5 separate regions of the Mus musculus genome follow, and regions 2, 3, 4 and 5 are each linked to region 1. A link is a loop called in an ENCODE intact Hi-C map of the cell type or tissue named here. Cell type or tissue: heart. All regions are shown on one strand.

The links. Peaks named below come from ENCODE experiments on the same cell type or tissue, not always from the same donor. Only the 100,000 strongest peaks of a DNase experiment are listed, where the experiment ranks them.
Region 2: it touches region 1 in a loop (3.0-fold over the local background); 2 of 42 quality-filtered maps call a loop at or near these places.
Region 3: it touches region 1 in a loop (2.2-fold over the local background); 11 of 42 quality-filtered maps call a loop at or near these places.
Region 4: a loop joins it to region 1, with 2.1 times the contacts of the local background. A loop is called at or near these places in 12 of 42 quality-filtered maps.
Region 5: it touches region 1 in a loop (6-fold over the local background); 42 of 42 quality-filtered maps call a loop at or near these places.

Annotation. Positions count from the first base shown.
Region 1 is chr14:34,766,953-34,771,952 of GRCm38, reverse strand. A930038B10Rik (a long non-coding RNA gene) reads right to left here. Exons shown (of 5, transcript XR_001781218.2): 4 at 3,243-3,457; 5 at 1,852-2,665. Among named protein-coding and RNA genes, the nearest start is that of Gm52101, 4.4 kb to the right of the region's middle. In heart, a CTCF peak has its summit at 2,809 (motif pointing right); DNase peaks (open chromatin) are centred at 2,802 and 3,382; H3K4me3 peaks cover 2,053 bases; H3K27ac peaks cover 1,048 bases; H3K27me3 peaks cover 924 bases.
Region 2 is chr14:34,412,885-34,417,884 of GRCm38, reverse strand. It overlaps Bmpr1a (bone morphogenetic protein receptor, type 1A), which reads left to right. Exons shown (of 13, transcript NM_009758.4): 11 at 2,003-2,178; 12 at 2,995-3,125; 13 at 3,216-5,000. The coding sequence ends at 3,341. Among named protein-coding and RNA genes, the nearest start is that of Mmrn2, 40 kb to the right of the region's middle. In heart, no CTCF peak of the experiment used is centred here; no DNase peak of the experiment used is centred here.
Region 3 is chr14:34,665,105-34,670,104 of GRCm38, reverse strand. No RefSeq gene overlaps it. Among named protein-coding and RNA genes, the nearest start is that of Wapl, 6.3 kb to the left of the region's middle. In heart, no CTCF peak of the experiment used is centred here; no DNase peak of the experiment used is centred here.
Region 4 is chr14:34,677,493-34,682,492 of GRCm38, reverse strand. The region is part of intron 2 of Wapl (WAPL cohesin release factor); the gene reads right to left. Among named protein-coding and RNA genes, the nearest start is that of 5830448L01Rik, 5.3 kb to the right of the region's middle. In heart, CTCF peaks have their summits at 1,884 and 2,085 (motif pointing left); no DNase peak of the experiment used is centred here.
Region 5 is chr14:34,615,124-34,620,123 of GRCm38, reverse strand. It overlaps Gm52113 (a long non-coding RNA gene), which reads left to right. Exons shown (of 3, transcript XR_003951117.1): 1 at 1-7; 2 at 4,706-4,872; 3 at 4,976-5,000. Among named protein-coding and RNA genes, the nearest start is that of Gm52113, 2.7 kb to the left of the region's middle. In heart, a CTCF peak has its summit at 3,122 (motif pointing left); a DNase peak (open chromatin) is centred at 3,123; H3K4me3 peaks cover 402 bases; H3K27ac peaks cover 354 bases; H3K27me3 peaks cover 2,426 bases.

The sequences.
Region 1 (5,000 bases):
CACGTGTGTGGCTCCGCGGGTTCCAGCAGTGGGCGTGGCAGAACGAATGAGCAGGAAGCTCCACCCCTGAGCAAGCAGGTTTCAGGCTGGGGGAGGGGAGACTACAATTCCCCTTTCATTGGTGCTGGGGCCTATGTTTTGTGACCTAAAGTCAGAATGATGCCTCTAACCCAGCGTCAGTTGTGCTACAGTCTCAGGCCTGTTACATTCCCCACTGGCTTAATAAGCATGAGTCATAAGCTCATCTTGGGGCAGGGGGTTTATCATCTCCTCAGCACTAATAATTTAACAAAATTTATTTTTGTTTTACATAGTTAAGTAGGCAATTGAGCAAGCAGCACCCTGTAGTGAGACCAGGAACAAAAAAATTAATAAATAGCCCAGTAATGTCTATAAGTAGAGTAGAGTAGCCAAGGGGACCAGAACAAGATTGGCACCAGTTATCAGACATTTACACCACCACCCCTCCCCTTTTAAGCTTATTTTTGGCTAATTATTTTTTAATGATCCGTGACTGGTTGTCATAGAAACAATGAAGTTTCTCCTAATGTCATTGTTTCATGAAGAAGAGGTCCAAACTGCTTCTATTCTGAAGAACAACCTCTAGTAAGGAGTCTACCTACGCTTCCAGGTGGAAGTAGTTATTTTTTAAAAGATTTATTTATTTATTTATTTATTTATTTATTTAATGCAGATCACAGCTTTACCGCCTTCCTCATTTAGTCAAAAGCAGACTCTGTGTGTTGTTGGTTTTAGGAGATTTTGAGGCTAGAGAGGAGTAATCTTATCCCTCCATATAAGCCAGGAAGATGCCACAGCTTTGTGAGAGTCTGCACTGTCCCTTGCATGGAGCATTGTCAGTGGGACTCTGTCCACTCTAGTGACAGCAGTACATGAGTTTTGCATCTGTGAGCTGCTTCAGGAAGCCCGTCTTAGCAAAATGTATACTCATCTCAGCTGTTTTATAACTTAAATTTTGATCCCAAAGTCTCCCCTCCCTCCAGAGCCTAAACAGTGAAAGTTCTCTGATTCTTTTTTTTTCTTTCTTTTTAAGCTTTCTAATCAGCCGGGCAGTGGTGGCACATGCCTTTAATCCCTGCAGAAGTCAGAAAAGGAATCCCTTGGAACTGGAGTTATGCATGGTTATGAGCCACCATGTCAGTGCTGGAGACTAAATCCAGGTCCTCTACAAGAGCAGCGGGCGCTCTTAACCACAAGCCATCTGTGATGGTTTGTATAGGCTTGGATCAGGAAATGGCACTATTAGGAGGTGTGGCCTTGTTGAAGTAGGTGTGTCCTGTATAATGCCCGCCCGGATTCTGCCATGCTCCCGCCTTGTTGATAATGGACTGAACCTCTGAACCTGTAAGCCAGCCCCAGTTAAATGTTGTTTTTATTTGGTCATAGTGTCTGTTCACAGCAGTAAAACCCTAACCAAGACACCATCTCTCCATCCCAGGACTCGATGTCTTTGAAGGACAACAGGGTAGCAACTGACTTTCTTGAAGATGGATACGTGCCCAGAAACAGGCATGTGCCCTGCCTTTGCTCTGGGGGAAAAGTATTGCTGTCTGAAGTTTACTGGCAGACAGGAAGGCAATCACATCGTTAGCCATCCTACCTCCAACAAACACCAACAAATAAGTCAATATAAACACTAACCTCAACGAACATCTCTACCATAGTCAGGGTGAGTGGTGGCTAGGCAGCCACACCCTGGACAAGGATGGAACCTTTAAGAAGCAGAAAGGTGTGAGGTGTGGGGTGGTTTGTTATTCGGTACGTTTTATACATGTGGTTTTCGGTATATTGGAGATTTAAATTTATTTTAAAATTAAAAAAAAAAAATACAGGACGAGGGGGATGTGTGCGCGTGCGCACCACAGCGCATGTGAAGATCAGAGCATAACTTCCGTGTTGCTTCTCTCCTTCCACAGAAAACTCAGGTGGTCAGGCTTGGTGGCAAGCGCCTACACCCGGCGAGCCGTCTCGCAGACACTTACACTGGGGACATTGACTTCAAGCTAAGCATTTCCAACTCCTAGAACCAAAGCAGGCTGAAGCGAGATGACCCAGGGGCCAGTCACCCAGGAGAAGGCTGCCTCCGGCTTCTGGCTGGCCGACTGCGCATGTCCTCCCAGCACAGTGCCCGCTACAGTCGAGAAAGCCTCGGCCAAGCCCGCACCCGACAGGCTCGGGGCTACAAGGCTTGTGGGGTTTAACCTGGGTCGACCTCCAGGAAAATCAAGATCAGAGCGGAGACGTGCTGAGAGGTAGGGACAGTCTGGAGTCTTAGGAGGTGGGACTTGGGCGGATGCACTCCTCTGGGCGCTCACGGTGCGTGGTGGATACTCTGACCCGCTCCTCTTGGCTGACCACGCACGAGGGCAGTCATCCTGGGGAAACTGAGGCCGCCAAAGTCATAGGGCTCATCCGAACATCCTGCCCCAACCCGGCGCGGCATCCAAGCACCTGCTCCATCTGGGGACACCCGGAGGTCTAGGCCGCCACACATAGCCCAGGGGGAGCGGTGATAAAGATGCGGAACTCGTCGCGCGAACGCAGAGGGGAGGGAGGAGGCGTTGAGAGTCTTGCGCCATGTGAGCTGGATCCGCGTGGGTCCCGTCAACCCAGCCGCTGTTGACGACGCCCAGGACCCGGAGTCCTGTGGACACAGCATTCGGGTGACCTCGGAGCCTCAAGAGATCTGCAGCTCGCCTGCTCCAACGCCCCTTCCCCAATATCCCTTCCTTAGAACCTCGGTCCCCTCCTGCATCCTTCTGTTCTATGATACCTTCCAGAGCCTCAAGAGGGCGCTGTGGGCGCGCTGCTGGAGGCCGCGCCTCCTGCCTCCAACTTAAGGTCCGAGCTGGAACTAGCTTTTGACACGAGCTCTTGAATACGTGTGTGGGACAGGCAAGGTGACATAACCCTGAAGCCTCAATCGCAGGAGAGAAATAAAGGCTTTTTTCCTTGTTTACTCTTTCTTACCTTGAATATCGTGATCATATCTTCACAATGAAAATAATATTTTGAATGAAAAAGTATTCCAAAATAAGCAGACATAAATCATATGGTAGGAGTAGCATGAAACAAGAAACATTTTGTAAGAGCAGAAGTGTTGGGGTACACAACCCTAACACTCAGGAGGCTAAGTTCGGTACCCTGTCACAAAATCAAACCAAAAGTTGATCAAACTTCCTTTCTGTGATCATAAGGCAAAAGACACTAAGGAAGTGTACCAGAGATGGCAGTCGAAGGTACCCATCACTATCATGGGACACAGTCTCGTCAATACGACAGGGTCAATGCGCTGGTGCACTCTCAGAAGCTGGAAAGAACCCCGGTGAATAAAAACTTGCACCAGATTGGGTCTGGTCACTGCCCATCACAGGTCGGTGGGCGGGGCTCATGAAGCCTTCGGCCTCTCTGAGGAGTTCTAGGCAGTTAAGGGTTCCTGGAGGGAGGGAGACATGTAGTGAAACCACTAGTAAGGTACCCATGCCCCCGCCCACGTTCATGTAAACAAAATTAAACTGACTGAGTAAACAAAAACAGGAGGAAGTCCTGAAAGCAGAAGGGGAGCTGGTTGGGAAGAGGAGGAGAACCAGGGACGAGAGGGGACATGAGAGGGTCCTGAGGATGAATAAGACCAAAATTCACTGCGCACACGTATGAAAAAAAAATCAGAAATGTTGTAAGGCTGGGGAGGGTAGAATACTTAACACGTGCAAGGTCCTGGGCTCATCCCAACACCAGCAAGAGAAAGTGAATTGTATGTATGTATGTATGTATGTATGTATGTATGTATGTATGTATATCAGCACGCAAACTGAAAGAGGTAGGAAAAGGATCCTGGAGGGGAACAACTGAGAAGTGTAAGCACCTGTCAGAGTATACAGCCTTTCCAGCCAGAGCATCTTCACTCGTGGGCAAACATGTTGTGGGAGTTTGAATGAAAACGGCCCCCATTGAGGGCTAAAGAGATGGCTCGATGTTTAAGAGCACTGGCTGCTTTTTCAGAGGACCAGGGTTTAATTGCCAGCACCTACATGGCAGCTCACAACTATCTGTAACTCCCAATCTGATACCCTCACACAGACAGGAGTGCATGCAAAACTGCCTATGCGTATGAAATAAAAATTAATTATTTTTTAAGAAAAGATTAGGATGTATGCCTCTGCCTCCCAAGTGCTGGGACTAAAGGCGTGTGCCACCACCGCCTGGCTAGTTGTGACATTATTGATGGAAGAGTGTCAGTGGGGGTGAACTTGGAAGTGTCAGAAGCACAAACCAACAAACATTCATACACATAAAATAAAATTTAAAAATCTAAAAACAATCAGCAAAATGCCTCTGCATTCCAGAAAGAACAACTAAAATATAAAATATGAAAATATTAACAATATAAATATTTACATATTATAAAATAACATAAATATATTAAATATTAAGTTCTGACAGTGCTATGGAGCACCCAAATATCATCATAAATTGCCAGAGAGAGAGAGTGAGTTTATCTATTCAAGAAAACATATATTTAGCCTGGCGTGGTGGCACACGCCTTTAATCCCAGCACTTGGGAGGCAGAGGCAGGTGGATTTCTGAGTTTGAAGCCAGCCTGGTCTACAAAGTGAGTTCCAGGACAGTCAGGGCTATACAGAGAAACCCTGTCTCAAAAAAAGAAAAACAAAAAGAAAAACATGTATTTGAGGGGTGGAAAGACAGCTCTTGGGTTAAGAGCACTGAATGTTCTTCCAAAGGTCCTGAGTTCAATTCTCAGCATCCCATGGTCGCTCACAACCATCTGTAATGGGTCTAATGCCCTCTTCTGCTGTGTCTGAAGACTGGTACTCATACACATAAAGTAAATAATTCTTTTTAAAAAAAAAAAGAAAGAAAGAAAGCATATATTTGAGTCTAGGCTCAACTCTCTGAACTACGGTTGCATTCCTGTTTACCCAGGAGAAATGAGTGCATATGCTCGTGAGAGAAGTAGA
Region 2 (5,000 bases), 350 kb after region 1:
TATGCTGTAGACTGACACGCATGCAGAAGCTGGAGGAGGACCTCCAATATCCTATTTTTATCATTCTGTTATTCCCTTGAGAAAGCGTCTCTCATTATACTAGGAACTAGCCTGGTGGCTGGAAGCCCCAACGAACCTCGTCTCTCTTATCCTCCATAGCTCTGGGGTTACTGATTGACACATGGACATACTCAGCTTGATTGCTAGGGATTAAACTCAGGCCCTCGGATTTGTGTAACAGGTGTTCTTATCCAGTGAGCCTGCCCTTAACCAACTTCATACATATGTTCTGTTGCTGTGACAGATGTCACAGCTTTTAAGGAAGGAATGGACTTGTTCTGCTTGTTTCTGGGTGTAGTCCATCATGAAAGGGAAAACAGTGTGGGGAGTGAGGTCACATTGCACCATAGTAAAAAGGCAGAAAGAGTTGAATGTCAAGTGGGGGTTCCTTTGGCTTCTCCTTTTTCCATTTTTATTTAGGAATCATTCAGGGTGGTCTGTCCTTCTCTAGTAAACTTCTCTGAAATGCCCTCAGAGACAGCGCACTCCTACCCTTATCCCCAGCTCTGTTTTTTTTTTTTTTTTTTTTTTTAGTTGCTTCCAAATCTAGTCAAAATGACAATGGAAAAATAACCATCAGAGATGTTTTATAACAAAATACAATACCTTGTATCGGTTCCACTGGAAAGTGGTTTCCAGACCCTCCCAGTCAGTAACAAAACATTCATGTCTTCAAGTCTAAAAATCAGTGCAAACCTCAGAAAACTAAAAAGTCAGCCAAGTGTGGTGGTGCACGCCTTTAATCCCAGCTCTTGGGAGGCAGGGGCAGGCAGATTTCTGAGTTCGAGGCCAGCCTGGTCTACAAAGTGAGTTCCAGGACAGCCAGGGCTACACAGAGAAACCCTGTCTCAAAAAAACAAACAAAAAAAGAAAAAGAAAGAAAGAAAGCAAGCAAGCAAGAAAGAGAAAACTTAAAAAGTCATTTATTACTGATTGACTATTTTATAGATATTACTTTGTTTATAATATAAGTAAATTAAATTGGATCCATGAGAAATAAATTTTTTTTGAGAAATCAATTTTAATTCTACATCTTTTTTGTTTTTTGGGTTTTTTGGTTTTTTTGGTTTTTTTTTTGAGAAATAAATTTTAATTCTGCATCTTTTTTTGTTTTTTTGTTTTTTTGGGTTTTGTTGTTGTTGTTGTTGTTGTTGTTGTTGTTTTGGTTTTTCGAGACAGGGTTTCTCTGTATTGCCCTGGCTGTCCTGGAACTCATTTTGTAGACCAGGTTGGCCTCGAACTCAGAAATCCGCCTGCCTCTGCCTCCCAAGTGCTGGGATTAAAGACGTGTTCCACTACTGCCCGGCTTAATTCTGCATCTTTAATGTTAAGATGATTGTATAAGAATGGTAAAAATAAATTATTTTTCTTTTATTTTTATACTCCTTTCTCAGATATAATTGTCTGCAATTGTACTTTTCTTATATAAAATATTGTCATCTTTTTTAAAGATAGGATCATATGTAGCCCAGGCTGGACTAGAACCAACTATTCAGCCAAGATTGACCTTGAAATTCTGATCATCCTGTCCCTACATCATCAGTGCTTAGTGTTAGGATGCCAGGCATGGATCACCATGCTGGATTTATGTGGTGCTGAGAATGGAACTCTGGGCCTCCTGTATATGTACAAAAAACCACTGTGCCAGCTGAGCCACACCCTAGGCCAGTGTTGTTATCTTTTGATGAAAACAGAGCTTCTTTGGTGACAGAGCCTCAGCTGAATTTATGAAAGGTATTTGTGTTAATCCAGTTTAGTGTGAAAAAGTTAGTGATTTGTTGCAGACATGGTACCAAGGCTCAGAACAGTTGTCCCAGATCCTGCTTGGGATATTAGTGTACGCAGCATATAAAAACTATAAAGGTGTTTAACTTCATAAGAATGTACAGAGATGAAATATTGTTTGGTCCTCAACCTGACTGTTGTCTTCCCCCTGTCTTAGTGATACAAATGAAGTTGACATACCCTTGAATACCAGGGTGGGCACCAAGCGGTACATGGCTCCAGAAGTGCTGGATGAAAGCCTGAATAAAAACCATTTCCAGCCCTACATCATGGCTGACATCTATAGCTTTGGTTTGATCATTTGGGAAATGGCTCGTCGTTGTATTACAGGAGGTAGGAATTTGAAAAGTGTTTCTGATTGTATTTACTTGTCATTTAAAAAATAATTACCTAATTTGTGTCACCTGGGTCAGGGTTTCTCAGGACCACTCTCAGATCCTCTGGTTTCATCAGAATGGTTGTCTAAGGGGAAAAGTGTCAAGAGCAAAGCTCAGAAAATCCAAGACAGGTGTCCAACAGCCTTCTCCAGTGTATTCAGAGGTCATGCTTCGTTCCTCCCTCAGTCGGCTGTGACCGAGACTCGGTCTGCTGAGCACGCACGTTTGCGTTTGTGCTGTGGCATGGGCTAGAGCCCCATCCTCTCAAGGAAGTAGGTTCAGCAGAGCAGCGGGGTTTGCACCGACCGCCAGCCAGAGACAGTGCTCGGGGACTCCCAGGTCCCTGCTTTGTGAGCTTGCCCAGTCTCTCTCCCAGCAGAGAGCCATAGATATTCTCTAGTAGGAACAAAGAAGTAAATTTGCACTAAAAGTTTTTTTTAATTAAAAATAATCTTATTTCTACTCATTTCCTTTGTTTTTAAGTGTTTCGTTTCTTGTAGCCCAGGCTGGCTTCAGTTCACAGTCCTCTTGCCTCAGAGTGTTCTACCCTCAAAAGAAACACTGTCATTGCGATAGACTTTCATTCTGTCAGAGGTAGGGAAAGTAATGGGTCATAAATAATAGAGAAACATATTTACTATTATTCAGATTGTGTTTCTTCTTTATATAGGAACCATTCTTAGTTCCACAATTCAGTGAGAAATGCTGTATGTCAACTGAGAGTAGTCCTACTACCATGGATTTGCTCACTGTGTTTTCTCACTCCCTGCAGGAATCGTGGAGGAATATCAATTACCATATTACAACATGGTGCCCAGTGACCCATCCTATGAGGACATGCGTGAGGTTGTGTGTGTGAAACGCTTGCGGCCAATCGTGTCTAACCGCTGGAACAGCGATGAAGTAAGTTGGAGCCAAGTCCCTGTAAAGTGATGAGTGAGTGCCGAGTTACTCTGTGCTCACCACACTCTGTTTGCATTTATTTCTCTTTAGTGTCTTCGAGCAGTTTTGAAGCTAATGTCAGAATGTTGGGCCCATAATCCAGCCTCCAGACTCACAGCTTTGAGAATCAAGAAGACACTTGCAAAAATGGTTGAATCCCAGGATGTAAAGATTTGACAATTAAACAATTTTGAGGGAGAATTTAGACTGCAAGAACTTCTTCACCCAAGGAATGGGTGGGATTAGCATGGAATAGGATGTTGACTTGGTTTCCAGACTCCTTCCTCTACATCTTCACAGGCTGCTAACAGTAAACCTTACCGTACTCTACAGAATACAAGATTGGAACTTGGAACTTCAAACATGTCATTCTTTATATATGGACAGCTTTGTTTTAAATGTGGGGTTTTTTTGTTTTGCTTTTTTTGTTTTGTTTTGGTTTTGATGCTTTTTTGGTTTTTATGAACTGCATCAAGACTCCAATCCTGATAAGAAGTCTCTGGTCAACCTCTGGGTACTCACTATCCTGTCCATAAAGTGGTGCTTTCTGTGAAAGCCTTAAGAAAATTAATGAGCTCAGCAGAGATGGAAAAAGGCATATTTGCCTTCTACCAGAGAAAACATCTGTCTGTGTTCTGTCTTTGTAAACAGCCTATAGATTATGATCTCTTTGGGATACTGCCTGGTTTATGATGGTGCACCATACCTTTGATATGCATACCAGAATTCTCTGCTGCCCTAGGGCTTAGAAGACAAGAATGTAAAGGTTGCACAGGAAGGTATTTGTGGCCAGTGGTTTAAATATGCAATATCTAGTTGACAATCGCCAATTTCATAAAAGCCATCCACCTTGTAACTGTAGTAACTTCTCCACTGACTTTATTTTTAGCATAATAGTTGTGAAGGCCAAACTCCATGTAAAGTGTCCATAGACTTGGACTGTTTTCCCCCAGTCACCATTTTGTTCTCCTTTTGGTAATTATTTTTGTTATAAAAAGCCACCTATCCAGAATTGGAGCTCTCTGTCTTGAACCATACTTTGAAAGAAACGCCTCTTCCGTACTGCATCTGATCACAATGTGCATACCTATGATCAAATTCTGGAGTCTTTGTTCTCGGTACCTCCTAAAAAGGAAAGTTGATTCTTGTGTAACATGCTTTTATTTTCAGAACCTGCACAGCTGTCATTCTAGCCATGTTTTACCTACACACTCAGTTCTATACAAGACAGCCCATACACTCTGTCTCACATCTGATCCTTGGTGGGAAGTGTTTTAAAGTAGAACTATGTATGAATTTCAGAATTCATGCATTTTAAAACTTCACTAAGATATTGTCTCATATCTTTATGAGAATGTCAGCTGACTTTTCAACTAACAGTAAATGTATTTTAGATATCTAAATCTTTTGAAATTTGGTTTTACAATTTCTGGTCCCTAATTGTGAAGACAAGAGGCAGAAGTACCCAGTCACTACCCATATTTACACTGAACGTTATTAAATAAAATGATGTGTATTTTATTATAAAATAAATATAGGCCTTGTTATCTCAAAAAACAGATCTGGTTCAAACTTATTATACCAATATCATACTATTTAAATGTTCTAAGTAAACAAGCCATGTGAGCATCAAGTGGCATTGGCTCTTTGGATGAAACATAAACTTAAGGTGATTGTATCAACACATAGAGTGACTGAAATTAAATGGGAGGCAGGTAGAGCATATGTCCATCTGTCCACCTACAGGCATGACTAAACTACAGCTCATATTCCACAAATTTGAGATTTGTCTTGCCTGGTTTGTTTAGTGAGTCTCATCTGATGTACCTAAAGCCT
Region 3 (5,000 bases), 100 kb after region 1:
ATGTGGCTTGTCTCATACCAGGCCTTTCCATTCATTTCCATTAGATGTCCAATGAATCTGAAAGGGGCTAGGGGGACTCACTCAAGGTCCAACAGATGCTAAGCAGTGCTCCTCCTCCAATGAGCTTGTGGCCCCGACCCTAAGTAGCCTATTTAAAACTACCATAGTCCCTCCAATCCCAAATATCCACTGCCAGCTTTACTTTTTTCTAGGGTGTTTCACATATTTATCTTGCATACCTGTCTGCTCTGGGAAGGACAGGAATCTGCCCTCATATCAAATCTTGTTTTCTGCTCTATCCCTATAGAAGAATGCCTACACATAGTAGGTACTCATTAAATAGCTGTGGACTAAATCCCTCCTTTCCAGTAGGGTTGTACCTTGAAAGGAAAGCGACTGGACACTAACAGTAGTTTCAGATAACTTAGTGGCTCCATCCGCTGTCAGCCCCCACCCCAGTGCCAAGGAGGGCTGAGCTATCTGGAGTTACTTTTGTCCTTGTGGTTTTTCATTGTGAGAACTGAGATGGTGAATACTTATCATAATTCTAATTACCTTGTTTTCCAAGATAATTGGAATATGTTCTCTGGAGGTAGTAACATCCCTGGGGGAATAAACTACAGTCTAGGTAGTTAAATGACACAGCAATGGAAATTGCTTGAACTGTTGTCTAACAAAACTGGATACTCAGCAACCTCAGAGAGGTCTTGATTCCTGACTTTTGTCTCAGCAAACAGCCTTTTTCCTGGGGTCCTCCCCAGTAAAGGTGCCCAATACCTTATCAGAAAGTCTAGATACTTCCCCATTACTAAAACTAAACGTCCCAAATCCTTATCATGGCCCAAAGGTCCTGCATGCTTGGCCCGAGTACCTAGCATCCTTCCCCCTTTGCCATGCCTACCTTCTGTGTACTGTTAAGCCAGCTCTTGCTTCAGGCCTTTGTGCTTACTGTAACCACTGCAGCTTACCATATATGACTGCTGCTCCAACTCTCCCAGCTCTTCCTCACCTTCCACTCAGCGTTCTGTATTTCCTGTTGTTTTTCTCCAGAGTTGTCACTGTGGTTTTCTGACATATTCATTTAGTATGTTTTCTGCCATCACAACATAAGCCATGTGAAGGAACGGGCATACAGACATAGTGCCAGACACACAGAAAATAGGCTGTAAATATTTGCTAGCCACGCATTAGCATTGAATTACTTTAGATTCTGTCAGCTTCTAAAGCTTGACTAATCTTTAGCCTGCTTGGCCAGTTAATAGTTGCAAAAGATACATTGAAATTTTTGGCTTAAAGTTTTTAAAACCATGCTGTTCTGTTTTTACTTTTGTATTCTGAGGTTTTCTTACTGGGCACATAGACGTTTAGAATTTTCTTACATATTAGGTACCAGAGATCCAGCTCTGGACTTTAGGTATGCCAGGCAAGCACACCACCACTGAACTGACATGCCCAGCCCTGGTTTAGGATTTTCACAGCTAGTGGAGTTGAAAGTTTCTGATATAGCTGAAGCAGTCAGTAATGAATATTGCCTGAATTCGTTGACCATTTCTGTAGTCACACTTTTTGCAGTGTGACTATAAGTTCCCTTAGTCAAAAGGAAAAGGCAGAGGCGATACATTGTACATTTGAGGCTTAAGCCTGAAGCTTTGTTGCTGTCTCTTGGATCTGCTGCTACTGCCCAGAGGACAGGTTGAGGCTTGCTTGTTAGGTGATGAGAAGCGAAGCCACATGAAAAAGAGCTGCAGTCATGCTATTCCAGTCCACACACGGCAGGCCCCAACGCTGACCTACAGAGCCACCTACCTGACTGGCAGCTGTCCTGGCACATGGATGAGCCCACCTGGGACTAAGAGCGGGCAGTCTTCTCATGAGCAATATTGACTGTACTAAGCTGAAGGTTGGAGCAGCTTGTTATCTAGCACAAGTGTGACCCAGCAGTGATTTTCCTCATATTTAATTTGAAGCCACTGCATACACAGGGTTTTCTGGGTTCCTCGGGCAGTCTAAAACAGCCTTCCAATCTCTTGGCAATATTTTTGTATTCTCTTCCTAATAAAGCTCTCCAAAAGTATTTGCTTGTTTCTTCTCCGTCTCCCACACTAGACTGTCACTATACGAGTACAGAGTCCTGTCCATTTTGATCTATGCCAGGTCCTTAGCACCTAACTCAAAACTGCACCCCCCCCCATTGTCCAGTGTTGGACATGTTTCGTCTAACCTGAGGTGTACTAAAAATGATGATGCTGGATTTCAAGAACTTGCTACAAAAAGATACATAATTGTTTAAATTTGCTCACTGATTAAATGTCTAAATGCTAACATTTTGATGCAGTGGGAGAAATGCTATTAAAGTTAATTTCACATTCATTCATTTAGCTTTGGGGGGGGGGGGTGTCATAAATCTGTGGTCAGCCTGTGCTATATAGAAAAGCTGTGGGTACATTGGAAAGCTATAAAGGAAATAGTAGAGCCTTAAATGTGCCAGGCAGTGGTGCCGCACGCCTTTGACCCCAACACTTGGGAGGCAGAGGCAGGTGGGTTTCTGAGTTCCAGGACAGCCAAGGCTATACAGAGAAACCCTGTCTCGAAACCCCCCTCCAAAAAAAAAAAAAAAAACAAAAGAAAGAACCTTAAATGCAACCAGATAAGTGCAAGAATCCAATCTGAAAGGCCAAATATTTTGATTCTAGCTGTGTGACATATGGAAAGGACAAACAAGAGAATTTAAAGGCTGGGAGTGTGAGAGCAGAGGCAGGAGGAGGCCATATCACATGGGAGATTGAGGAAGATGACATTTTCTAAAGTGCTATAACGGGTCTGTGTGCCAAAACATAGGATTATTCGACCCAGAGTAACTATTGACGTAGTTAATATTGCTTCATTAAAGCCAGCATACCACACTGGTGTTTTAAGAACAACATTTGGAGTGGGGTTAGGAGAGGTTAGGAGGTTGTGGGAACTCTATACTATGTGCTTAATGTTTCTAAGTCTAAAACATTATAACTGGGGACATCATGAGTGCAGCAAGTGAGGCACAGAAAGACAAATGTCTCATGTCCTTCATGAGGAAGCCTAGGAAGATGAGCTCATAGAGTGAGGCTTGGCTCAGTAGCAAGGATACAGATTGTTCTTGTCAAGTTCCGTTCCCAGCACCCATATTGGGTGGCCCACAACCACTTGTAACTCCAGCTCCAGGGGATCCAAGGACTTTGATCTCTGTGAGCATGTGTGCACACAATTAAAAACAATAAACATAAACCCTTTTTGAAATGCCATTCTTGGGAGGCAGAGGCAGGCAGATTTCTGAGTTCGAGGCCAGCCTGGTCTACAAAGTGAGTTCCAGGACAGCCAGGGCTACACAGAGAAACCCTGTCTCAAAAAAAACAAAAATTAAAAAAAAAAGAAAGAAAGAAAGAAAGAAATGCTATTGATTTCCTGGAGTAGTGGTCATCAGACACAAGGGTTCGAGAAGATTGGATGGTAAATTGATGCTTTCAGTTAGATAAAATGAGCCTTGTGCTGTGAAGAACAGTATGTGCCCATTGTTGACAGTGATTTTTTTTTTTTTACATTAAAAAAAAAATGAGCCGGGTGTGGTGACACACGCTTTTAATCCCAGCACTCGGGAGGCAGAGGCAGGTGGATTTCTGAGTTCGAGGCCAGCCTGGTCTACAAAGTGAGTTCCAGGAAAAACCAAAAAAAAAAAAAGAGAGAGAGAGAGGGAAAAATTGAAATTTCCCAATGCAAGTGAATGTTAACTATTTGGGGAGAGTTGGAAATGTTAATTGCCTTTGATCATTACACATTTCATGCATGTATTAAATTATCACACTGTGCTCTGTAACTCTGTCATTATATGTTAAAAATAAAGTAAATCTGTGAATATATAATCTTTCCGTCTTCTCATGATATGACTGCCAATCAGATCACTCACTGACCTGAAAAGAATAGTGAAAGAAATTTAATGGAATTAAAAGTAAAGCTTTTTTTTTTTTTTTTTTTTTTAAACCCCAACAGGGTCCTGCTATATAGCCCTGGCTTAAAGTGGAAATTTCTGGTTTCTTTAAAAACTCAGTTATGTCATGGGATGTCTTTATGGAAGCTGTATTGTGAGAGGGCTTGTGATGTTTTGCTGAAAACAGACATTTTGTCAGGACTCATGATGTACAAAAAAAATATAAATAGAACCCCACAGTGAGAGGACACATGGGTCTCACATGGCTAACATGCAACACTTTGCTTCTTTGCTTCATGTGCTCACTTGGTAGGGAGAAATGCACCAAAGATTTTCATGGTGTTCCGGCTGATTCTGGACACTTCTGCTGACTCATGTTAATATTGAGGAGCCTTGCTGTTTCTGTTGGATCATCCTTAGTGTTTGCTATTGGACTGGACTGCTGGTATCCTGACAACAAAGAGTGGAATTCCCCCCCCCCCCAGTAACTACTAAACAGGTCCACAACCCCCTTTTCCAACTAATCTTTCCCCCTACCTCTGCTCAGTAGGCTAGAAGGGAGGTTGAAGCATCAAGAACCATAAATAAAGTAGGTTTTGGAAAATCTAAGCCTCCACTGGCTGGCCTCAGAATTTCACTAGTCCTTCTGATTCTGCTGCTGGGTACTGCGATTACAGGTGTGTGGCACCAGCCTGACAAAATATAGCCTTTTTCTTTTGTGTGTGTATGTTTTTTTTAAGTGAATTTACCTTCCCTTATCCCCCAGAATGATACTTTTTTTTTTTTTCAAGACAGGGTTTCTCTGTGTAGCCCTGGCTGTCCTGGAACTCACTCTGTAGACCAGGCTGGCCTCGAACTCAGAAATCCGCCTGCCTCTGCCTCCCGAATGCTGGGATTATAGGTGTGTGCCACCATGCCTGGCTTTCAGAATGATACTTTTAAGTCATACATTTGATAAATCCCTTCTCTCTGCTTCCAAAATTGAATGACTTGTGGTTGTGCCCAGGAATAACTCCATGTGGTTGCTTGCTGCCTTAAATGC
Region 4 (5,000 bases), 89 kb after region 1:
TACTGGTTACTCTTCCAGAAGCCCCAGCACCCACAATCGACTAGAACTCCAGTCCCAGGGGATCCAACACCCTATTCTGCTCTCTACAGACACTGCCCACATAGGGTACATAGGCTTTTTCTAGACAGGGTTTCGTTGTATAGCCCGGGCTGTCCTGGAGCTCATTCAGACCAGCCTGGCCTTGAACTCAAAAATCCACCTGCCTCTGCCTCCCAAGTGCTGAGATTAAAGGTGCACACCACCCAGTATAAATAATAAATAACGTTTTAATGCACAGTCCCGGATTCCAAACTTGAATACTAGCAGGAATTGGTAGTATAGTGCCTGCTAGCATACAAAAGGCTCTGGTTCAATAACCAACACCAAAAAAAACCCAGGTATGGTGGAGAGCGCCTTGAATCTTCACATTTACAAAAAGTGGGGGCTGGAGATCAGAAGCCCAAGGCCATCCTTGTTCACAGTGTCCACAAGTCCAGTCTAGGATATACAAAGCCTGTCTCAGCAAAACAACCCCTCACTCCAGTGGGTAAGACGAGTTAGCTTGTTGAAGTGCTTGTCATACAAGCCTGACAGTGAATACATTTGCTGGAATACATGGTTGAAAGACGGAACTGACTCCAAAATAATGTACTCTAACTTCCATATTCTAATGCTCATGTGCACACACAAACATATTTATGTTTAAAAAAAAAAAGTGGGGGGAGTCTGGAAAGGTGACTATTACTCTCCCAGAGGACTTGAGTTCAGTTCCCAGTATCTGTGTCAGATAGCTCAACTGCCTATAACTCAAGCTCCAAAGGATCCAATGCCTCTGGCACCTGCACTCATGTGCACATAACAACACAGACAGACAGACACATAAACATAATTAAAGATAAATCTTAAGCCAGGCATGGATGTGCTTCCTTTAACCCCAACATTCAGAAGGCAGAGGCCAAATCCTAGTCTACGCAGTGATTACCAGAACAACTAGGGCTATATAGTGAGACTGTGTCTTTTAAAAATCATAATAAAATATAAAAGGTCAAGTAAAATGATTCATAATATACTGATACCTCAAAAAGATGAACTCTAGCTCCTGTTCAGTCATTTTAATGCCACACCTGTCTAAGAATTGACTAGTTTAAAAAACCAACCGAATCCCAGCACCTGGGAGGCAGAGGCAGGCGGATTTCTGAGTTCGAGGCCAACCTGGTCTACAGAGTGAGTTCCAGGAAAGCCAGGGTGACACAGAGAAACCCTGTCTCGAAAAAAAAAAAAAAAAAACCACCACAATCCAATTATTACAATTATAAGCTATAAGCCTAGATTGGGCAGATCTAACACTATACTAACTTATTCCCCAGCTATAAGACCCTTTGCTACCTGTGCTTTCTCCTGGCCACGTGGTTCTGGTCCATCTTGGCTTCCTCATCTCTTCTTCAGTCCTCCTCCTTCCCTGCCACTGCCCAATCACAGGCTCTAGCTTTTATTGACCAGTTAAAATGGGAATAAGGTTCAGGAGAGATCACACAGCTCCTGGGCAACCTCTTCTGAGGACGTAGAATTAACATCAGAATACAAGTAGCATCAGAACAACCCACAACATTCACAAGGAGAGACAACAAGTCCTGCCATATATCAACTACTGAATACCCAAGGTTCTTTCACTATTTTTCAGAAAGTGGAAAATTTGGGGTCTTGTTTTGAGTACTTTAATAACTCAACCTTTCCCTAGAGTTCTTAGACATAGTTTGTAGTACTTTCTACTCTTTTCCTTATCTATTAAGCATCTACTTACAAAATGGCAACTGCTGATGTTTTTAAAACTTATTATTACACTTACTCATTTATTTCTATGTGAGTAAGCACACATGTGGGGACACACAAGTCATTGTACACATTGAATGTACAGAGGTCCAAAGACAACCTGCAGGAGTCCATTCTCTCCTACTATGTGGTTCCCAGAGATGGAATCAAAAAAATGACATAAGGGGCTGGTGAGATGGCTCAGCGGGTAAGAGCACTGACTGCTCCTCCAAAGGTCCTGAATTCAAATCCCAGCAACCACATGGTGGCTCACAACCATCTATAATGAGATCTGACGCCCTCTTCTGGTGTGTCTGAAGACAGCAACAGTGTACTTACATATGATAAATAAATAAATCTTAAAAAAATGACATAATTCTTTACAGAAGAAAACATGTACTTAATATGTACTATTAGAAAAAAATGATAAAACTCTTAAGCTTGGATAAGCTTTTCTCATTGGTGTGAAATAATTCCTCTGCAGAAACCAGTAATTGAACAAATATCTCACTGAAAAGTTACAATGCAACTTAAACCTGCACACGTTGAACAAGTGCATCTACATACTTTGAACAAGTTGTTGATAAAATTTTTAATAGTTTTCAGAGTAAAATTAAGGACACTGACAACATGACAAAAATGCAAAAATCAAGAAATCCCAAACTGGGAGTGGTGGCGAACGCCTTTAATCCCAGCACTTGGAGGCAGAGGGAGGCAGATTTCTGAGTTCGAGGGCAACCTGGTCTACAGAATGAGTTCCAGGACAGCCAGGGCTACACAGAGAAACCCTGTCTCAAAAAAACCAAAAAAAAACCAAAAGTTTAGATGAAAAGGCAACGAAAAGAAAATCTAGCCGGGCATGGTAGCGCACGCTTTTAATCCCAGCACTTGGGAGGCAGAGGCAGGTGGATTTCTGAGTTCAAGGCCAGCCTGGTCTATAAAGTGAGTTCCAGGACAGCCAGGGCTATACAGAGAAACCCTGTCTCAAAAAATGAAAAAAAAAAAAAAAAAAAGAAAAGAAAATCTAAAAAGCCCAAAAGCATTCTCTATTACAGAACCAACTTATAAATACATGAACTTATACATGGCTTATAAAAATAACTGATTTGTACGCATTTAGAATAGGCTAACAGCATTACAAAAATTAAAATTAAAGACACTTCAAGTTTGCTTCCTACCCTATAGGAGTTGCCAGAGGTTCCATCTTCAGAAAGTCAATGAAAAGGGGAAAATGAATAAACAAACTCATTCTGCAGTATTATTCCCCATAATCCCTTGGTCCTCCAGGACAATTTAACAACTAGCCACCTACACTCTTCTTCTACAGGCCACCTACCTCCTATGTAAAACAACTATCTGGAATCAGTAAGAACCAGCAATTTAAATACTACACAATTCAAATAGTAGGCTCAACATCTTGGCAATCAATAAATCTCATTCAGTGGTTAAGTGCACTGGTTGCTCTTGCAGAGGACCTGGTCCAGTTCCCAGAACCCACATTGTAGTTCCCAACTGTCTATAACTCCAGTTCCAGGGGAATTAGATGCCCTCTTCTAGCCTTGGTGGTCAGCAAGCATGCATATGGTATATATACATAAATGCACGCAGAACTCGTATAAAATAATAAACCTAAAAGTAATTTTTAAAAATTCATTCCAATTTTGCTACTAGCTGATCTTAGAAAGTCACATAATCTCTGCAAACTTTACAAAGTGAGGAGAGTTGAGTAAAAATTCAGTTGAGCTCAGAAATTTTATCTGTATGATAACTTTTTTTGGGGGGAGGGGGTCGAGACAGGGTTTCTCTGTATAGCCCTGAATATCCTGGAACTCACTTTGTAGACCAGGCTGGCCTCGAACTCAGAAATCCACCTGCCTCTGCCTCCTGAGTGCTGGGATTAAAGGCATGCAAAACCAGACCGGGCTTATATGATAAATTTTAGAAGCTCATTTGGAAACAATTTTAGGCTTCTTTTGACTTGTTTTCCTATGAAAATCTAAGCTTAACTTAAGAACAATGCTTTAGGAGAAATATGAACAAGGCAACAACCAAATGAGTACTAGCCCAGAGGATCAAGGGAATGACAACAAAAGCTAGCTCACTCTCACCCAAAGGTGAGAAAAGTAGAAAAAAAAGCTCAGCGTTTTTTTTTTTAACAAGGCTATGCAAGTCACACTCCATTATATTATTTGATCTATCTTACATTAAGACTGTAACAAATTCCCCCTAGGTAGCCAACCAATTTACAGTATTATAAAAACACTATCCAATAAATATAAGGTATAAAAGACTGTTCCCAAAATATACTAAATTTCTAAGATGTTGTTTTAATTAAAATTTAAATATGATTGAGCTCTTTTAAAGTTTTAAGCTCTTTTACAAGAGGACTGTAGAAATAATTCAGCAGTTAAGAGCACTGGCTTCTCTTCCAAAGGACCTGGGTTCAGTTCCCAGTACACACATGGTGTCTAACTCTAGTAGCTCCTAGCTTCTGAAGGCACCAGGCATGCACAGCACACAAACTGGTATGCAGGCAACATACATATATATACATACATATATACATATATGTATGTATATATATATATATATATATACATATATATATACATACACACACACACACTAAACAAACTTATCAATATCCTCTACTAATCATAAATGCAGGGAGGAAAAAAAAAAAACAAGTGGTAATCACACACACACTTTTTGGGGGAAGGGAGTGGGGTGGGGCTGTTTAAGACCCGGCTTCTCATTGTTAACAGCCCTAGCTGTCCAGGACTCATTTTGCAGACCAGGCTGGCCTCCAACTCTTTAAAGTTTTAAGCTCTTTTACAAGGGGACTGTAGAAATAATATAGCAGTTAAGAGCACTGGCTTCTCTTCCAAAGGACCCAGGTTCAGTTCCCAGTACACACATGGTGTCTAACTCTAGTAGATCCACCTGCCTCTGCCCCCTAAGAGCTGGAATTAAAAGCAAGCACTACAATGCCCATCAAGCACTTGGCTCTTTTAGGGTGCTAATGAGATGGCTCAGTTGGGGTGCTTGCAACGCAAGCCTAGCAACCTGCATTTATCTCTAGAACCCACAAAAACATGGAAAGAAACAACTATACAAAGTTGCCCTTTTTTTCCAAACACTCCATGCACACAAGTAATAAATTAGAATTTCATTATCACAAAAGTAGCTTTAAAAAGGCCTTCTTGGCTTAT
Region 5 (5,000 bases), 150 kb after region 1:
ATACTTGGTATGTTATCTGCAATCAATGTGTGTGTGTATGTGTGTGTGTGTGTGTGTGTATGTAGGTGTGTGTGTTTGTGTGCCACTGCACATTTATGGAGGTCAGACATTTTTTTTTCCATTTTTTATTAGGTATTTAACTCATTTACATTTCCAATGCTATACCAAAAGTCCCCCATATCCACCCACCCCCACTCCCCTGCCCACCCACTCCCCCTTTTTGGCCCTGGTATTCCCCTGTACTGGGGCATATAAAGTTTGCAAGTCCAATGGGCCTCTCTTTCCAGTGATGGCCGACTAGGCCATCTTTTGATATATATGCGAGGTCAGACATTTTGAGACTCAGTTCTTTACCACTGCCTTATTTTTGAAGCAGCGTCTCTTATTTCTGTAGCTGCACTGTCTGTGACATAGCTGGTCAGGTCTCCTGTCCCTGCCTGTTCGAGTACTGGGATCACATGCAGGAGCCACATTATTCATTACTACTACTACTACTACTACTACTACTACTATTACCACTACTACTGTGATTCTGGGAATCAGACCCAGATCACCAGTTTGTATAACAAATGTTTTAATCCACCAATCCATTTCAGCAGCTTTTCAATCATGTTTTATATCCATCTTATTGGAAATAGCAGTTAAACTCATTTTTTTTGTCATTAAAAATATCAATTACTTTTCCTCCTGGGAGATCTTATAGCAGTGCTGTTCCCACCGGGAAAGAAAGTGACTTATTAGCATAAAAGTTAAAAGGAAAGCTTGTTTGAAGCTTAGAAACTGAGGCTTGGCTCAACTGTTCCACGGTAGACAGAGCTGCTGTAGGAGAACTTCCTGACTTGACTGCAGTCTCTCTCTCTCTCTCTCTCTCTCTCTCTCTCTCACACACACACACACACACACACACACACACACACACACACACACACACGCCAATCTCCTTGCTCCACATTCAGGTATCAGCGCAGAACGCAGAAGTACACCATCTGGTTTGAGCCAATAGCTCCGTATTAACTTGGAGGCTAATTACATATAACCTGCCTGCACAGGGCTGTACCCAAAGGCTTGTGTCAAGGGCGTGCCTTGATCTGATTGCGACATCCCTCTTTAATCCCTCCCCTTCATTGTTTCAAAGACAAGGTCTCCCTATCCAGTAGCCTTGGCTGCCCTGGAATTCTCTGTGCAGGCTGGGCCCCGTGGAAATCAGCTGCCTCTGCCTCCCAGGTGCAGAGACTGCAAGCACGTGCCACCAGGCTTGACTAAATAGACATTTTCTTCTTCAAAACTAATTGTTTAGAATCGAACAGAGCCCAAAGCCAGGCTAGAGGGGAAAGCGCTTTGTCTCCTGTAAATTCCACCTTCCCTCTCCCCTTGTCATCGTGTTTCCTGCGGTTTCACCTTGAAATAAGGAAACAAAAGCTTCCCTGTACCACGGCAATTGTGTGGCCATGGAATACACTAAATGAAGAGTGACCTGTGCTCCCTAACTGGGGTGAGCAAAGGTAACTTGGAGGCTGGACATAGGGAAACAGTAGTGTCCAACCCCACCCCTACCCCCTTCCACCTCACCCACCCACCCTCCGACAGCCCTCACCTACCATGCTAAGCTGCTTGGAGAAGCCAGTCTCAAACCTCAGCCTTGGAGGAAAATCGCTACAGGTTCAGCATAGATGTCTGAGACCCAGTCTTCAACAAACCAACAAAACCCAAAAGCTTAGCCAGTCCATCTCCACTTTGGGTTTTGATTTGCCAAAATGAATTTAGTTAAAACATTTGAATATGAACTGCAACCCCATTCGAGTTAAGTTCTAAAGAGAGTATGTAAAAAAACACGGATTTTACAAAATTATTGATTGATTGATTTAGAGATAGAATCCAGTTATATGGTTCCGACTGGCCCAGTACTGCTGTGCAGACCAGGGTGGCCTCAAACTTGCAACAGTCCTAAGTCAGGCGCCAGGATGTTAGCCATAGATAGATACATTAGATAGATGCATATGCCACTATGGAAACTAATCGACTTTGTCTTACCTGTAAGTATTTAGTAACGATGTATCTACTGGGTATTAACTGTCTCTACTGCAAACCTGAGCCCTCCCATTTTACAGACACTGTGGAGAATGACTGACTTCTGGCTTGCCATGGCTCCTTCCTTCCTGGCTGAAGTTAGCAGAGGAGAACCCCTCATCCCACACTATCCCCACCTCCTCCAGCCCACCAGGAAGGACCCTTTTCACAGACATAGTCATTGAGCCTTGAGAGCTCCTGAGACAAGGTCAAATACAAGCTGGAAACTTGGGACATGAGGTCTAACCCCAGAAAGGCACAGCAAAAGGATAGGGGTCCCCTTGTCTGCCTTTCCCGGTGGCAAGAGGGGCTAATTGGAACAACTAATGTTATTCAGAATGTTCTAGTTGTCCTAACACCAGGAGCTTAGGTTAAGTGCTGTAAAACCAGCAAACAGCACCTCACCGGGATGTGACAGAGCACCTACACAGAGTGGCCCACTTTATACACCTGGGCCAGCTGACAGACGCCACCAGCCCTCAGCTACCAGAGTCCCCACTCCTAGGAAATCTGAAAACTGAAAACCTTCCCAGAAGCACACCCCGGCTCCAAGTGCTCTGGGCAGGAGGTACCACCAGAGATGTCCTGTCCTAGAATGGGCTACTGCTGAATCAGCTGCTGGCCTCCTCCCCTGGGTCCTTCCGATGGAGCCTGTTATTCCTTGCTCTTCTGCCGAAGCAAGTAATTATGTCTATTATTGGAGCAAGTAATTTGTTATCTAAGCATTTGTTCCACTGTGGGCTCCTGGAGGGCAGGAACTATTTCTTTGTGTTTTTACAGTTTTTTTTTTTTGTTTCAAAATATTTACTTTATTTTTAAACTTTTTTGTTTTTAAAACGTTTCAATTGAAATAGAATTACATCACATCCCCCTCCCTTTCTCACCCAGCCGCCCTGCGCTAAATTGATAGCCTCTTTTTCTTTGATTATGTTTGTCACATACAGAAGCCGTCTGTAACTATAGCTTGGAAGCAGCTGGCACAGCACTAGAGAGAGGAGTGGAGCCCTCTACCTAACGAATCCCTTTAGCGCCCCCTGTCCTGAGATGCGGCAGTGCCACCCAGTGGCAGGCTGGGTGTACTGAGGCTACTTATGCAGTCCCTTTCCAAAAAGCAGGGTTCACCTGGAGAGCTGCCCCCCCATACACACCCTCCTCAGCCAAGGCCAACAAGAACACAAGTGGCAGAGAGATGTGTTCTGTGCCTTTGGACTTTGGAGGTATAATGAGCGGCCCTTGAAAGGGTCCCTAGCGTCTTCCCCCTGGCAAGGCCTCCATTTTCCTGTTTCTAGTCAGCCAAACTCAGTCTCTGGGATGGGGAATGTAACTCAAAGCCTTTGCCTAGTATTCACAAAATCCTGGGGCTGAGCCCTAGCACTGCATAAAACCAGGTGTGGTCATGCATGCCTGCAACTGAGGCGGTAGATACAACAGAGAAGAAAGGTCTCCTGGAAATGGAACATTTGAGATGTTGGGAAGACCTCTTCAGATAGCAGGCATGGAATCTACTTTTGAAGGAACTCAGGAGTCTCCACTCCTGTGGTAGACCCTTACTTGTGACTATGGAGGCAAACTCCAACTTGGACCAGGGAGGGACACTGAAAACACCTAGACAGAGCCCAACAGGAGTCAGCGGCACAGAAAAGCACAGTTATTATCTGTGAACAGGTTTTTTGAAGCCTTTTTACTAGAAGCTGGTAGACCCCTCTCCTTGAATCTGCAAGTTTGCTTCTGAAGTTGGGCTTGTGGACAGTAGGCACAGCCATTAGCACACTGTCCCTCCGAGAGACTGCTTCTCTTTGTGTTCTTATGTCCCTTTCTTACCTGTCACTTGATCCTCCCCATATTTCATTCTTATTTTATCCCGTGTGTGTGTGTGTGTGTGTGTGTGTGTGCCCGCCCTGCACGTGTGTCATGGTATGGGGGGGGGGGGTGTCAGAGTTCAACCAACATGTGGGTGGTGGGTAGGGAGGCTTCACCTCTGTGAAAACAGAGGTGCGGCCTTTCCCATCTCTGCAGCCTGGGTAGCCAGCCTATCCACACTTCACTTTTCAGAGCCGTGGTGGTCCTCTCTGGGTGGACTGAGGAGCCTCTGTAGGTAGGATGTTCCTGTGGGTGGAACTCTCCAGGATCCACCACTCAGACCCTGAAGCAGATGGGCCCCCTGCGTGTAAAGTTGGCACATGATGTTCCCAAGGGCAACCCAAGGCTGGGTGGGACCTGTGTGGCCAGGGAAGGGAGCCTCAGTACACCAGGTAAATACTTCCCTACGCCCCAAATCCTCAAAGGAATTCTTTGTTTCTGCACTCCTGTGTTGACTTAGCTGAGGAATGCAGGGTGTCGCAGAGAAATGCTCACTGGCTTGTTTTTTTGTGGCTTGCTCAATTTTCTTATATAATTGGCTGGACCCTCCCACCTCAATCATCAATCAAGGTGTTCATACATATTAAAAAAAAAAAAACTAAGGGACCTCCCAGGTAGTCTCAGAATAATTAACCACCCACAGAACAGCACTAGGCAGATCTCCCCTCCTGTCTTCTCAGAGTCTGTCTCTGCTTTGGTCCCTGAGTGATGACTAGCTTGTGAAGCCTAGTTCCATTCACGAGTCACAAAGCATTGCTTCTCCTGTTCCCTATTCCAGACTCAGTATCCTTCACTTTGTATAGAAGGCGGAGCTGATAGCAGAAGTCCTTGGAGAGGAGGGCTAGTGAGGTGACTCAGCAGGTGAAGATGCTGGCTGCCCTACCAAACTACTAGTCCGTGTGGGACTGTCCTCGGGGCGATGCGGAAGTGCCTGCACTGCCGGAGGTAAACAAGTTCCTGCCCCCACCGAAACAGGAGCAAACAGGAGGTTCACGTTCCCACCGCTTTGCAACACTGTTTCAGTACCTCCCCTCCCCCTCTTTCCCAGGCGCTAGCTGATGGAGGCCAACACC